Regions from separate parts of the Mus musculus genome. Here region 2 is linked to region 1. A link is a loop called in an ENCODE intact Hi-C map of the cell type or tissue named here. Cell type or tissue: heart. All regions are shown on one strand. Links, peaks and the distances in the headings refer to the core of each region. The heading gives the core; the rest is flanking DNA.

The links. Hi-C counts contacts between places; a loop is a spot of excess contacts. Peaks named below come from ENCODE experiments on the same cell type or tissue, not always from the same donor. Only the 100,000 strongest peaks of a DNase experiment are listed, where the experiment ranks them.
Region 2: a loop joins it to region 1, with 5 times the contacts of the local background. A loop is called at or near these places in 2 of 42 quality-filtered maps.

The regions. Positions count from the first base shown.
Region 1 is chr11:83,464,088-83,470,639 of GRCm38, reverse strand. No RefSeq gene overlaps it. Among named protein-coding and RNA genes, the nearest start is that of Mmp28, 4.3 kb to the right of the region's middle. In heart, for the core only: no CTCF peak of the experiment used is centred there; a DNase peak (open chromatin) is centred at 3,269; H3K27ac peaks cover 915 bases.
Region 2 is chr11:82,946,615-82,953,166 of GRCm38, reverse strand. The region is part of intron 1 of Slfn5os (schlafen 5, opposite strand); the gene reads left to right. It overlaps Slfn5 (schlafen 5), which reads right to left and starts at 1,065. Exons shown (of 6, transcript NM_183201.4): 1 at 972-1,065. In heart, for the core only: a CTCF peak has its summit at 3,155 (motif pointing left); DNase peaks (open chromatin) are centred at 1,786 and 3,816; H3K4me3 peaks cover 564 bases; H3K27me3 peaks cover 988 bases.

The DNA of each region.
Region 1 (6,552 bases), core at 1,895-4,394:
ACTTCCTGAAAGGTCCCGTATGCTTTATGGAGGATTTTGAATACTATTTTTTTTAAATGGGAACTTCAGGGCCAGCGAAATGTCACATCAGGTAGTCAGTTACTGTCATACTGAAAACCTAAGTTCTATCCTTGGGTCCTGCACTATAGGAGAGAATTGACTCTTGCACATTGTCCCCTGACCTCCACATGCATAAATAAACGAACAAATAAGAAAAGTGGAAGCTTCTGAGGAAGTTAATTTAGGAATGACAATTAGTTTTCTATATCCATCATCTCTCATTTTCTGGGCAGGCTTGTGAAATAAGAGTCTATATTTTGTAGATGATAACCCCAAAACCCAGAGAGGTGAGCACTTTTATCAAGGACACACGGCCAAGTGGGGATAGACGCAGTGCTCCTCCCAGCCTTTGAACCGTGGTCAGTGACCTATGCACAGTGTCCGGGACCTCCAAACCTGAAACTCCTCCCATGTCTATACTGTTCCTGGTCATTCTCCACCAAAGGTAGAGTTGCAGATCAAGCTCTGTGCCTTCTGCCTCCCATGCTTTTGCCTGATCGATGAATCCAGTGAGCCATGATTATCTCGGCAACAAGCTTCCATCTTTACCCACTTGTGCTTTGTGCTGCCTTCTCCTGCTCCTGTGATGTCCACTCACCTGGCCCTTGTCTACACACTGAGAGAAGAGAGCAAGAACATTGTTTTTTTAAGATGTATTTATTTATTTCATGTATGTGAGTACACTGTCACTGTCTTCAGACACACCAGAAGAAGGCATTGGATAACCATTACAGATGGTTGTGAGCCACCATGTGGTTTCTGGGAATTGAACTCAGGACCTCCGGAAGAGCAGTCAGTGCTCTTAACTGCTAAGCCATCTCTCCAGCTCAAGAGCAGGAACATTTAACTCAACAGCTTTAGCAGAATGTTTCTGGGCCAGTTTGTCTCTGATCCATTTCCCATGACTTCATAGGAGGATCTAGCCTCTGCAAATCCTGTTGTTTCAGTTCAGAAATGACCCCTTACCTCACCCCAACCCATTAGGGGTGAGTATTGGGTTGGCTGTCTGCCCAGCTAGCTATTAGGCCCTGAGTTTTAATCCTCAACCATGCAAAAATTATTCTAAATTGAAAGTTGCTTATTTACTCCCACTAGAATTGGTAAGTTAGGGGCTGGAGAGAAAAGCATGAGGATCAATCAGAGTTAAGATCCCCATCACCTATGTCAGTGCTTAGTGATCATGTTAGACTATCTGGAGTCCCAGCACTTGATGGGGTAAGGGGATCCCCCAGGGCAAGCTGGCTAGCTAGACTAGTCAAGTGAGCTCTGGGTTCAAAGAGAAACCCTGCTTCCATAAATAAAATGGAAAGCAAAGGAAGAAGACATCTGACTTAAACAAACTCTGGCCTCCTTGTGTGGCGTTTTTCTCAGAGGTTGAAACATTCTATCTGCAGAGAAAGTTCTTAAGACAGGAAGTCAAGAATTCCAAACTTCAGGAAGTCCCTGAAACTGAGCAGATTCACCAGTCATTTCTTCCCTAAGAGCATACGAGCAATGGAGACTCCAGAAAAAGCTCTAACTGAGCCACCAGGAAAAGTCACACCGCAGGCTGTTGAGCTGCCTACAGACTGTGCAATGTGTGCCAGGTTTCCAGTTTTTGTGAGCTGCCACCCATGTTAGAGTAGGCTTTGGTGATGCAGCTGTCTTTGAGTCATTTTTCTGTCCCTATTAGTCATAACCCCACCTCACTATTCCTGTAAGTAATCCCAGTAGAACGCATTGGTTCACCAAGTTGGACTTTGGTGTATCCATGCATTGGTCTGTACTTGCTTTCTAGGGTGAGTAGATGTGTATGTTGTATCTTCCCAGGAAAAGTCTGTCACACAATACCTCCACATATACACATGCATCTGCATATACATACTTAAATACACATACCAAACATGGACACACAAACAAAGAACCTAGAGTTTATCAGCGGGAAACCTGATAGGAAATCAGACGAGAGGAGAAACACAAGAAGAAATGGAAGTCAGGGAGTGAGAAGAGCTTCAGGTTCCACTGGTGACCTGGGCTCTAGCACTTGCCTCCTGAAGGTGGGCAATGTTCAGAGCCCCTGATCCCTGGCTCTATTAACCATCCCTTCCCTTTGTCCTTCTGGTTCATGTGTGGTATAACCCCGTTATGATGGGGTTGCCTCCACTGCCAGGTCAGCTGCCCAACTCTTCCACCACTGATGCAAACCTTGCAAGGACGTTGTAAGGACTAGATTTAAGTAGAATGAGAGGAGAAGCTGGTGGAGAGAGCTGCCTGAGGTGTGACCTCTTCGACCAGGATTTCTCTGGCTGCTGTTTTGAAAACACAGTGGACTACAGGACTCATGAGGAGACGCCAAGCAAAGTAATTTCTCAAAGCATGGTCAAACCCAGGCCACAGTGAGAAGCTGTGGCTTTCAAGGCTTTCCAGCTTTTTAGTTTGTTATGTGAATATATGGCATATCTCTCTCTGAACCTACAGCACCCACCCCAATACTTAAAACACTAGTCATAAAAAATTTAAGCATATTTATTCTTATTTGATATATATTGAGTGTTTTGCCTGCATATATGCTTGTGCATCACATACATGCCTGATGCCTGCAGAGGTCAGAAGAGGGCATTAGATCCCCTGGACCTGGGGAATTAGAGATGATTGGGAACTACCAGTGTGGGTGCTGAGAACTGAAACCAGGTCCTGTGGAAGTGCAACAAGTACTCTTAACCACTAATCTACCCATCTAGCCCCAACAGTATGCCATATGTATGTATATATATACATGCATATGTGTGTGTATATGTATGTATGTGTATATATATGAGAGATGGGGGAAACCTGTGTGTAATGAATGCATAGATAAGAATTCCACCACACAGAAATGGCCTGACTTTCTGGCTTGTGTACAACTCCTCCAACTCGAAGAGCTTATCTAGAACTGTCCTATGTCTCCCACGGGGGCACAAGTGAGTGTCCCGTGAGTGTTTGCTGAAAGAATGGCAGCTGCTCTGTGCCAAGTGCCACAGGCAGCGTGTAGCCATTGTCAACACTCCACCCTCTCCAAGGGAGATGTTCCTGGGGCCCAGTTCCTCCGGCCTTCCTAGAGAGCAGGCCTCCCAGCTGCCGCAGGAGATTCCTTATAAATGACCAGGCTTACCCAGTCCTCCCACCATGGCAGGCTCTTCCTGTTTGGGGTGGAAAGGAACCAGACACTTTTCCTGTTAGCAGGTCTCTTAAGCAAAGCAGCAGATGCTGAGCAAGTCACAGCCCAGCCTTGCCGGCCAGATGCCTGGCGGGCAGACAGCCTTCATGTGGAAGGGAAGTGGGGCACGGTGCCAGGTTTGGCCCAGGTTTTATTGTGTTCCTCGCACGTCCCCAGGGTCCTGGTGTGAGTAAAAAACAAACCCAGAAGAGACTGATCATTTTTGTTAAGCTGTGGTGATGAGGATGAGGTAGTGGGGCTGCTCGAGGCTGAGCTCTGCTCAGTGAGTAGGTACTGTGATTGTTCTGCAGTGTGTCCTCTGGGATAGGAGTGACTGTCCTGCAGTGTGTCCATTGGAATAGGAGCCAGCCCAGGTGAGGAAACTGCACAGTACATGGGTGAACACTTGTGTCTATGCAACCTGTAGTCAGGGCTTGACAGGATTCAGGTTACTAAATATCTCACTCACTTCTCATCAAATGCCAAGGGCATGGAAAAGGGACAAGACTTCTCTTTGTCCTACTTGAGAAACAGCAGACACTCAGGGTGGGTCACACAAGTTGAAAAAGCCAACATTCAAACCCAGGTCTGTCTCATTCCAAATGTCTTGCTTTTTCCAGATCCTAGAGAGAGATGGAGGCAGAGGCAGAGAGCCAAGAGAATCTAGGCAGGTGCACTTGTGAAGGTGCTCCAAGCAGGGAAAGCTATATCCTTTATGCTGGAGCAGGGTAGCTTCCCTCTGTGATAGGCAGAGGTGATTGCTAGAAATTGGGGAATTGCATCACTAAAAGCTCAGAGACCACTGCCTGAGAGGAGCTGAATATCTCCACTAAAGCCCTCACGACCCCAGGGCAAGGCTCTCCAGCTCACTCCAGCTCCTCTCCTGTCCTTATTCCTCAGATTTCTCCTATTCTTGGGTTTCCTTGAGGCTGGTCCTCCTATGAATGCCGTTCTTGGGAGCCCAGGATTTTTTTCTCAGAGAATCTACTTTGTGTTCTGCATACTTCCTGGGGAGGAGGAAAGGCAAAGACAAAGCTGATTGTTCCTGTTACTATCCAGAGAGAAACTGAGGCCTAGAGGTTCCTTGTTCCAGTTTAATTGTCTTGCCTGATTCAGGGACCTGCTGTGACCTTCTGCCAGACCAGGAGGAATGGCTGCTGACAGCCACTCCCCTTGGCATACAGCATGCCCAGGCCTGGCACAAGTTCCAGAGTTCGGGCCACTCTGGGATGATTGGAAGGCTCTAAGGCACTAAGCCAAACCCTAATTTCTGAAGGAGGAAGGGAGGGGAGGCAGCTGTCTTTGAAGAGGACACGTGGTGGGTGTTGCCAGCACTGCTGGGTCAGTCAGGAACCACTCAGCAGAGATGGGATAGGAAGGAAGATGAAAATGAGACCACTGGAAAACTCCACTTTGATTTCCACTTGGACATCTTAGTATTTAGTGTTTTGTTAAGACTGCAGCAAGGCTCAGGAATCTGAAGGTTTCTGAAAGGGAGAAGGGAGTGTTCTGGAAACTGGACCTGGGGCTTTGTGCTTGCTGGAAAAACAGTCAACCTCTGAGACGTAGCCCAGCCCAAGAATCAGAATTTTTAATAAGTGCTTCTGTGGAGGACCTAAGAGCCACATTGTCTGCATTTCACTTGATGTATGATAGTTGGTTGTTCTAGAATCCTGCCTCCATCACTAGAACTGTGACGTTAAACAAACGATGGAATCTCCAAGCCTCCGGTGCCTCATCTTTAAAAAAAAAAAAAAAAAAAAAAGAATGCAGAGAATTGTAGCTTTCTCATAAGGGTGTAACAGGGTCTTTCTGTGTAGCCCTGGCTGACCTGGAACTGGCTCTGTGGACCAGCCTGCTGCTTGCTTCACTCTCCCAAGTGCTGAAATTAAAGGCATATGCCACCACACCTGGCTTCCCCCACCCCTTAAAGATATCTTTTAGGGGCTGGAGAGATGAGATGGCTCCACAGTTGAAAGCACTAGTTTCTCTTCCCAGAGGGCTGGGTTTGGTTCCCTGCACCCACGTGGCAGCTGACAACTGTTTGTAACTCCAGTTCTAGGTGATCTGATGCTTCTGCCCTCCAAGGACTTTGCACACGTATGGTACACATACACACATACATACATACATACATACATACATACATGCATACATACATACACACACATACAATTTTAAAGGTAAATCTTCATTTTAAAATATTTAATTTTTAGTTGTGTGTGTACAGGTGAGAGTGTGTGCACATGGATGCTATGGCCCTCAAAGATCAGAAGAGTGCATCTGATCTCCTGGAGCTTTGGTTACAGGCAGTTGTGAGCCATCCAGTACTGTCCTTGGCAAGAGCAACCAGTGCTCTTAACCACTGAGCCATCACTCTAGCATCTGATACGTGTGATGGTTGTTGTTTGTTTGTTTGTTTTTCCCCTAGTAGCATAACTGAGGGGACAAGGTAAAGTGGAACAAGGTAGCTCCTAAACCCAGCCGTGGTGCTAGTGTAAAAGGTCCATGGGTGGGATTAACCGGGCATTCATAGAAATCCATGCCTGCATTCTTCCAGATGCCTAGTAATCTAGAGACCCACCGCTCCCTCTCCCCCTTTCTTATTAGCGTAACCGAAATGGACTCTCTGAGATGTGCCAGAGAAGATGGAGAGAATCTAACTGGAGAAAGAATTGGCAAGCCCAGATTGGACTTCAGCTTGGAGTCTCCTCTCAGATAGGAATCCCTTACTGACACTTGCCCAAAGCTCCCTGAGCCTGTGTTTTTGAGCCTGTTAAAATCCACCCATTAGGCAAGGCTACCATGTGCTTGCCATATCCATAACTCATATACATACCCTAAAGTTGCCAGCTAAATTATAAGATGCCCAGCTGAACTTTGTCTCAATTGATCACGTCTAGTATGCCTGTCCCACACACCATATGACATCCACCCATGTTGGACAACTGTTAATGTGATTCTGAAGTTTAGTTGAGGACTGTACTTTTATTGGCTATCTCTAGTAACTCCCTCCCACTCTCCTTCAGAATCTCTTCTATGGGCCACCAAAGCTTGTCCACATTTTGTCTTGTTCCTACTGAGAATTTACATTGTAGGCCATGTAGGTAGACTGAAAGCTCTCAGAGGACAAAGCTCAAGCTCCAGGCATCACTTCTGAGGAGACTCCCCCACTGCATAGTTAAGCAAACCCATCTCCAATTCTGCTCCCAGCCGCCTCTGGCACAGGGATTGTCTGCCCAAGGGAAGGGTGGCTTTTTCTCATTGGTCTTTCTCCCCAGAGATGGGTGCCCCCTTTTCATTGGTTAGTTGGAAGC
Region 2 (6,552 bases), core at 1,604-4,103, 520 kb after region 1:
CCAGCAGCGACTCCTGAAAGTCCTCCTGCTATGTCAATAATTCAGAAATGGAGTTCTGCTTTCTGATTGGCAGAACTCCTATCCCATCTGGAAAATCCACAGCCATGTCAGTCTCTTCTTTCACTTTCACAAAGATAGAGGCATTTAAAGTTTAAATGTCTTCTGGCATTTAAACCCTTCCATCCGGTTCAGCGTGCTGTGGCACTAAGTCACTGCTCTGCCATAGGTTCAGACACAGAAACCCTCAGTTCCTGCCTATTCCCCTCTCCCACTTCCCCACCACACACACACACACACACACACACACACACACACACACACACACACACACACATTAGGGATCAGTTTCTATTTCCCAGGCACGACAAACCCAGCTTTGGAGAACTTCAGACAGTACACCCACTTCCTCTTAGGGCCTTGCCTCTGAACCACGAGCAACCACCTCACCCCAACCCTAGGACCTGAGGAGCTACTACCAAGTGCTTTCATCTCTCTGATCACTTCCCCTGCCACTTCTGCTTTCAGAACCACCCTGTTTAAAGGGAAACAAAGTCACAGAATCATGCTTTGCAGACCTGCTTCTTTGGTCTGCCCACTGAATTGTTGTTAACCGCGTTATCAGTTATCACAGACACTGGGCTCTGTAGGCACCAAGCCAGAGGTTTAAAGGTGACTCTGGTGATAGACCGGACACTTCTCGTCTCCTCCCCGAGATAGGTCCCTCTCCTCACTCGGCCACCTTCCCCGGGACTTCCCTTCCCAAGCCTTCAACACCTCCGGCCCTCTGCCGCCTAAGCCTATGGGCCCCAGATGCTTCCCAGCCGGCTATCCATGGATGTTACCACAGGTTATAGGAAGCGAACTCTGGAATTCAGGCGCGGCACCCTGCCTCCCCACAACCTCGCGGGGGAACCTGATGACCCTGGATCTGATAAAAAAACTTGTGCAAAAGACTAAGAGGAACCCGTTACCCGCCGGAGTCTGTCCTCCGCAGCCCGCAGGGCGCCCCGTCTCCTGGAATCAGAGCTGATGTCCTGGGTCCAGAGTGGAGACCTCTACCCTGTGTGCTCTTGTCCTTAAATCAGCTGAGCGCAGTGACATCGCATGGGGCGGGGCAATCTGCAGAAAGCAGTCCTGTTCCATGGACCAGGAAACCCCAGTGCTTCCAGTAACCTCAGTTAACTTTAAGAAAGAGAAGAGCTTTTTTTTTTTTCTTTTTCACTTTGAAGGGGCGTTAATAGTTCTTACGGCCACTCAGGGAAGGAAACCTGGCACAATCCCATGTCCCCCAAACCTCCCCGACCCTACTTGACCCTTCACGGGACCCTTCAGACTCCACTGCTCCAGGGTCCCTCTCCTCGGTGCCTGAAAGTCCCTCAGTTTCCCTGGTTTCTGCTGGAATCCTCACAGCAAGATCTTCAGCTTACCAAGGACAGCGATCTTCAGGATGATGGGTCGGTGGAGGCACCTGGAAAAACAAGAGGCAGAAAATTAAAGCCCTCCTTTTTTTTTTTTTTATTACGTATTTTCTTCAATTACATTTCCAATGCTATCCCAAAAGTCCCCCACCCCCGACTCCCCTACCCACCCATTCCCATTTTTTGGCCCTCCTTTATCTCCACTTCCCCAAACGTTCCAGATTGTTGATATCCCCCGCGTCCCACCCCCGCCCTGCTTTCCTCTACCTTTACCCTCCAGGCGCGGTTTCCTGCAGAACAAGTTGCTGCTTGGGGGCTGAAGGGGGGGACAGGGTAGTTCGAAAGGATCCAGAGCAGGATATGCTGCAACTGGGAGTGAGGGTGGAGGCGGAAAAGGACTGAGCTCCCAGGGGGCTAACTCCAGCCTAGATTTCCCGACCCTAAGCATTCCTCCAGTCCTGGAGCCAACTGTCCTCTCCTGCCCTTCTTTGCGCTTCTTAATGTTCTGGCGAGTACATATTTCTCTTAACTCTTTACAACTCAGGCATGGATACCCCCAGAACCCCTGGAGCTGGGGGAACAAATCAGGTTCCCTCCTCCCCAACAGACTAAAGAAGCAAGCTAAAGGAAGCGGAAAGGGGGAGGGGTGCTGTTAAAGAGATTTAAAGCCATTAATAATCTCTCTATTAGTTAGAGACTCAGCTGCCAGCACTTTCCCTTCTCCTGCAGTCAACACAGTTGGAGGCTGCAGTCAGTAAGTCCAGAAAAGCCCAAGGGTGTCACAGAGAGATTCATGTTGGATTCTGTAGCCTTGTGACTCATGGGGGGAGGGGGTGGAGAAGGCACGGGGACTGGGACCTGGCGACCACACCCTTTCATAGCAGCCAGAAGCATAAAGCCTGGTCAGCCTTTTTACATTTCTTCTTTGAAATCCAGATAACTGGTATATAATATTCCCCTTTAAGCAAAGATACATTTCTCACTCTCCATATGTGTCCATGTGTGTGCAGGTACACACACATGTACAGCTATACATGCACATGCATGTTTATACAAGAAGGCCAGAGGACAGACAGTTCATCTGCCCTTCTGTAAACACCTTCTGCCTCGTTTTGAGACAGGCTCTTTCATTGAACTCACCAAATAGGCCAAGATGGTGGGCCAGCAAGCACCCAGTGCTTCCTCTGTGCCTTCCAGGCACTGGGATTACAAACACCCGGTTTGTAGAGATGAAACTCAGATTTGAGCTACCTCTCTAGGCCTCTTTAACCATTCCTGACAGCGAGTTAAAAGTAAACTCTTCATAGACATGCTTACAACGCTCCTTACAATGTTTGCCATTTGATAAAGTGGAATAAAACGAGCTCGGTCTCGAGAGGAAATTGATGTTTTATCAACATCTGTTTAAATGAACAATACATAGCACAGTTAATGTAGGAAGAGCCTATCCTGCAGAGCACCTACACTGAGGTCCGAGAGTGCCCTGACTCTTTTCCTGTCCCAGTAGATAGGGCTCTTCTCAGGAAGCTTAGTCCTTCAACCAAGTCTCAATTTTCTGTTGGGGGAACAGAAAAACAGAAGAGGCTTGGAATTTTCTTTCTGCACTTTTCCCTCAGATTGCAATCACCTTAGCAGAAACAAAAATTCTCTAGAGGGGCTGGTGAGATGGCTCAGCGGGTAAGAGCACTGACTGCTCTTCCAAAGGTCCTGAGTTCAAATACCAGCAACCACATGGTGGCTCACAACCATCCGTAGTGAGATATGACACCCTCTTCTGGTCTGTCAGCTACAGTGTACTTACATATAATAATAATTTTTTTTTAAAAAGTAGTTTTAAAAAATTCTCTAGAGAGTGCCCTCCCTTTGGATTGTCAGTTGAGACAGTGGGCTTGGAAACTACTTGGGGGAATCTCACACTGGGAAAAGGAGAGGTGGCAGCTAGAGAAGGAACTGACTCTCTGGAAGTGCTTTCCCACAGCTCAGACAACTTGCAGGACAGACAGAACCCAGACAGCAATGGGTCAACTTACTAGCAAGACTACACCTTGACCAGGAGTACTGAATTCTGCACACCCTCAGCTTCTGTTTAACTCTAAGCTTGACATCAGTGCCTAGAAGGACTTGTGGGTCACTGGGCCTCCTTGTTTGATCCTCTCCCCGATGTGTGGCCTCCCACACTGAATAACTCTTTCTCTGCTTGTCACTACTACTTATTTCTCTAATTGTTGTATTTAGGATGGGTGGCTGAGTCAGTTTATTGGGGGTTGCCAGGTTTGGGCTTTACCCTCCAAATCTCCAGCAGACAACTTTTCACCTACTGAGAATGAATGTTACCACGTAGAGAAGTGACTTTCTTTCCAAAGACGGCCATTTCCTACTCCAGCAAACAGGAAAGCATGTGATGTTTCCTGGCGGAGAATTAAGACAACAGATGAACCAGAGGCTATGAATCAACTGACCTTAAAATAAAGATATGGTCATCGGAGCCAAAAGATTAGACAGAGAGATATCTCCATCGGATCTCTTTCCTTGGAACTCTGGGAGCCCCACGGAAAAGGGGGGAGGAAAAACTGTAGGAGCCTGAGGGGTTGAGGACACCAGGAGAACATGGCCTACAGACATCAACTAAGCCGGGTTCACCCGGGCTCACAGAGACTGAAGCAGCAATCACAGAACCTGTATCTGTCCTTGCGAGGTCTTCTGAGTACTTGCTGTGGCTGATTAACCTGGTGCTTTTGTGGAACTCCTCACAGTGTGATTGAGGTGTGTATGTGTGTGTGTGGGGGGGGGGGGTGTACATCTCTTGACACTCTCAGATCTCAGGACCCTTTTCCTCCTCCTGGGTTGTCTCACCTAGCCTTGATAGGAGGGTTTGTGCCTAGTTTTATTGTAACTTGTTATGCCATGTTCAGGGGCTAACCCTGGGAGGCTTGCTCTTTTCTGAAGGGAAACAGAGGAGGAGTGGATCTAAAGGAGAGGAGGGTGGTGGGGGGCAACACTGCAAGGAATGGAGGGCAGAGAAACTGGGGTCAGGATGTATTGAAAACAAAATTTTGGCTAAAAAGAAGGAATGTAGATAAATAAATTAAAATAAAATAAAAGAGGTCGTCCTGACTGCCTGTGATGTTCACAAGGATGCTATCAGACCCTGCTTTCTTGGAATGTTCTGGAAGTCTAAGCTTCCTAGGCTCTGGGGCTATCTTAGTATTCAAGTGGAAAGCGGAAACTTGTTGGCAGTTCATGAGATGTTGACGCTCAATTTTAAGAACAATTGCTTGGGAGGCTGAAGAGAAGGCTAGGAGTTAAGAGCGTTCCCTGCTCTTTCAAAGGATCTGGTTTCGATTCCCAGCACCCACATGATGGTTCACCACTCTCTGTAGCTCCAGTTGTAAGAGATCTGATGCCCTTTCTGACCTCAAAGGGTTCTGCGGGTGCATGGTTCACAGATCCAGGCACAGGCAAACACCCATATGCATAAAAGAAAAATGAATAAGATCTCAAAAAAAGTATCGATAGTGAACATTTATAACTAAGGTGGTTCTTCTTGTAACCTATCAAGCAGGAGGAAATCACTCAGCAGTGAAATACACACTTTAAAAGAGAAGTTCATCGCCAGGCGGTGGTACACTTCTTTCATCCCAGCACTCAGGAGGCAGAGGAAGGCAGATCTCTGAGTTCCAGGCCAGCCTGGTCTACAGAGCGAGTTCCAGGACAGCCAGGGCTACACAGAGAAACCCTGTCTCAAAAAAAAAAAAAAAAAAACAAACAACAACAACAAAAATAAAGTCATAAAGCCAAAGCACATTAACTAGATATGATTGAATTAAGGAAGACTGAGGTTTTAATTTAGGAAAAAACCTTCCAAGATATTAAGGGATTTGAATCCACACCAGGGGAGTTCACAGTGAGGCACCAAGCACATCACAAGGCACAAGGAGTCAGCTCGGAACTAGGCTGCTCCTCCCTTGCCCTTCCTCCCAGTCACTTTCTGCACACATGGTTGCTTTCACTCTGAGGTTGTTAAACAAAACAAAAGGTAGGCCCTGTAACAGCTGGAGAAACTTTCAAATTCTCGAATTCTTGATAAAAGGAAACCAGCTTGTTAACCAACACATTTCCTGGGTGTGCCACTGAAAAGCAAGTAGCTACCTTGCTGGTCCTGTGCTCAGAGAGGTTGTAGGCAGAGGAGAGACTGTTCTGTGTATACCGCAATGACAGCGTTTGTCAAAACCCACAGGCCACACAACCCAGAAGGAATCCTAACACACACAGCCTGAGGGCTTTGAATAATTATGCTACATCAGTGTAGGCTCATCGGCTGTAACAAATGTGCTACTGTGCAGCAAACATCCTTGTGTGAGGATAAAAGGTATGTGGGAACCCTCTGCATTCTGGTCTACTTTTCCTTGAACATTCAACTGCTCCAGCAGGGTGGAGAAATGATGGCTCAGCAGTAAAAGCACACTGCTCTTCCAGAGGACCCCAGTCCAGTCCTCACCACTCAGGGGGGTGAGAATTACCTGTAACATCAGCCCTGGGGGATCTGAGACCTCAGGTCTTCTCAGTGCCCACATTCATGTGTACATACTGTACTCCCACAAACACATACTCTCTAAAAGCAAGTAAAACTGCTCCAGATGACAGCCATTCATTTTAAAGTAACTGGGGTGTGTGTGTGTGTGTGTGTGTGTGTGTGTGTGTGTGTGTGTGTGCATATATATGTGTGTATGTGGTTGTGTGGACATTTATGTGTGTGGTTGTGTGGGCATGTGTGTGTGATTGTGTATATACGTATTGTGTATGTGTGCATATGTATGTGTGTGATTGTGTATATTTATCTGTGTGTGTGTATCTGTATGAGTGTGTGTGTGATCGTGTGCATGTATGTGTATGTATGTATATGTGAGTGCTAGGAATCTAATCTGGGTCCTCTAGAAGAACTGGCTGTGCTCATAACCGATGAGCCATCTCTGGGTACACATGTGGGTGACTGTGCTTTTCTACCGTGCATGCATGCGGCAAAGACTCATCTCCAGAGTCGTTCCTCCCCGAGAGTCATCCACCCTGGTTGTATTTGTTTGCTTTTATATTGTTAAAACACTTGTGTGTGTCTGTGTGCTCCCACTGGAGTTTA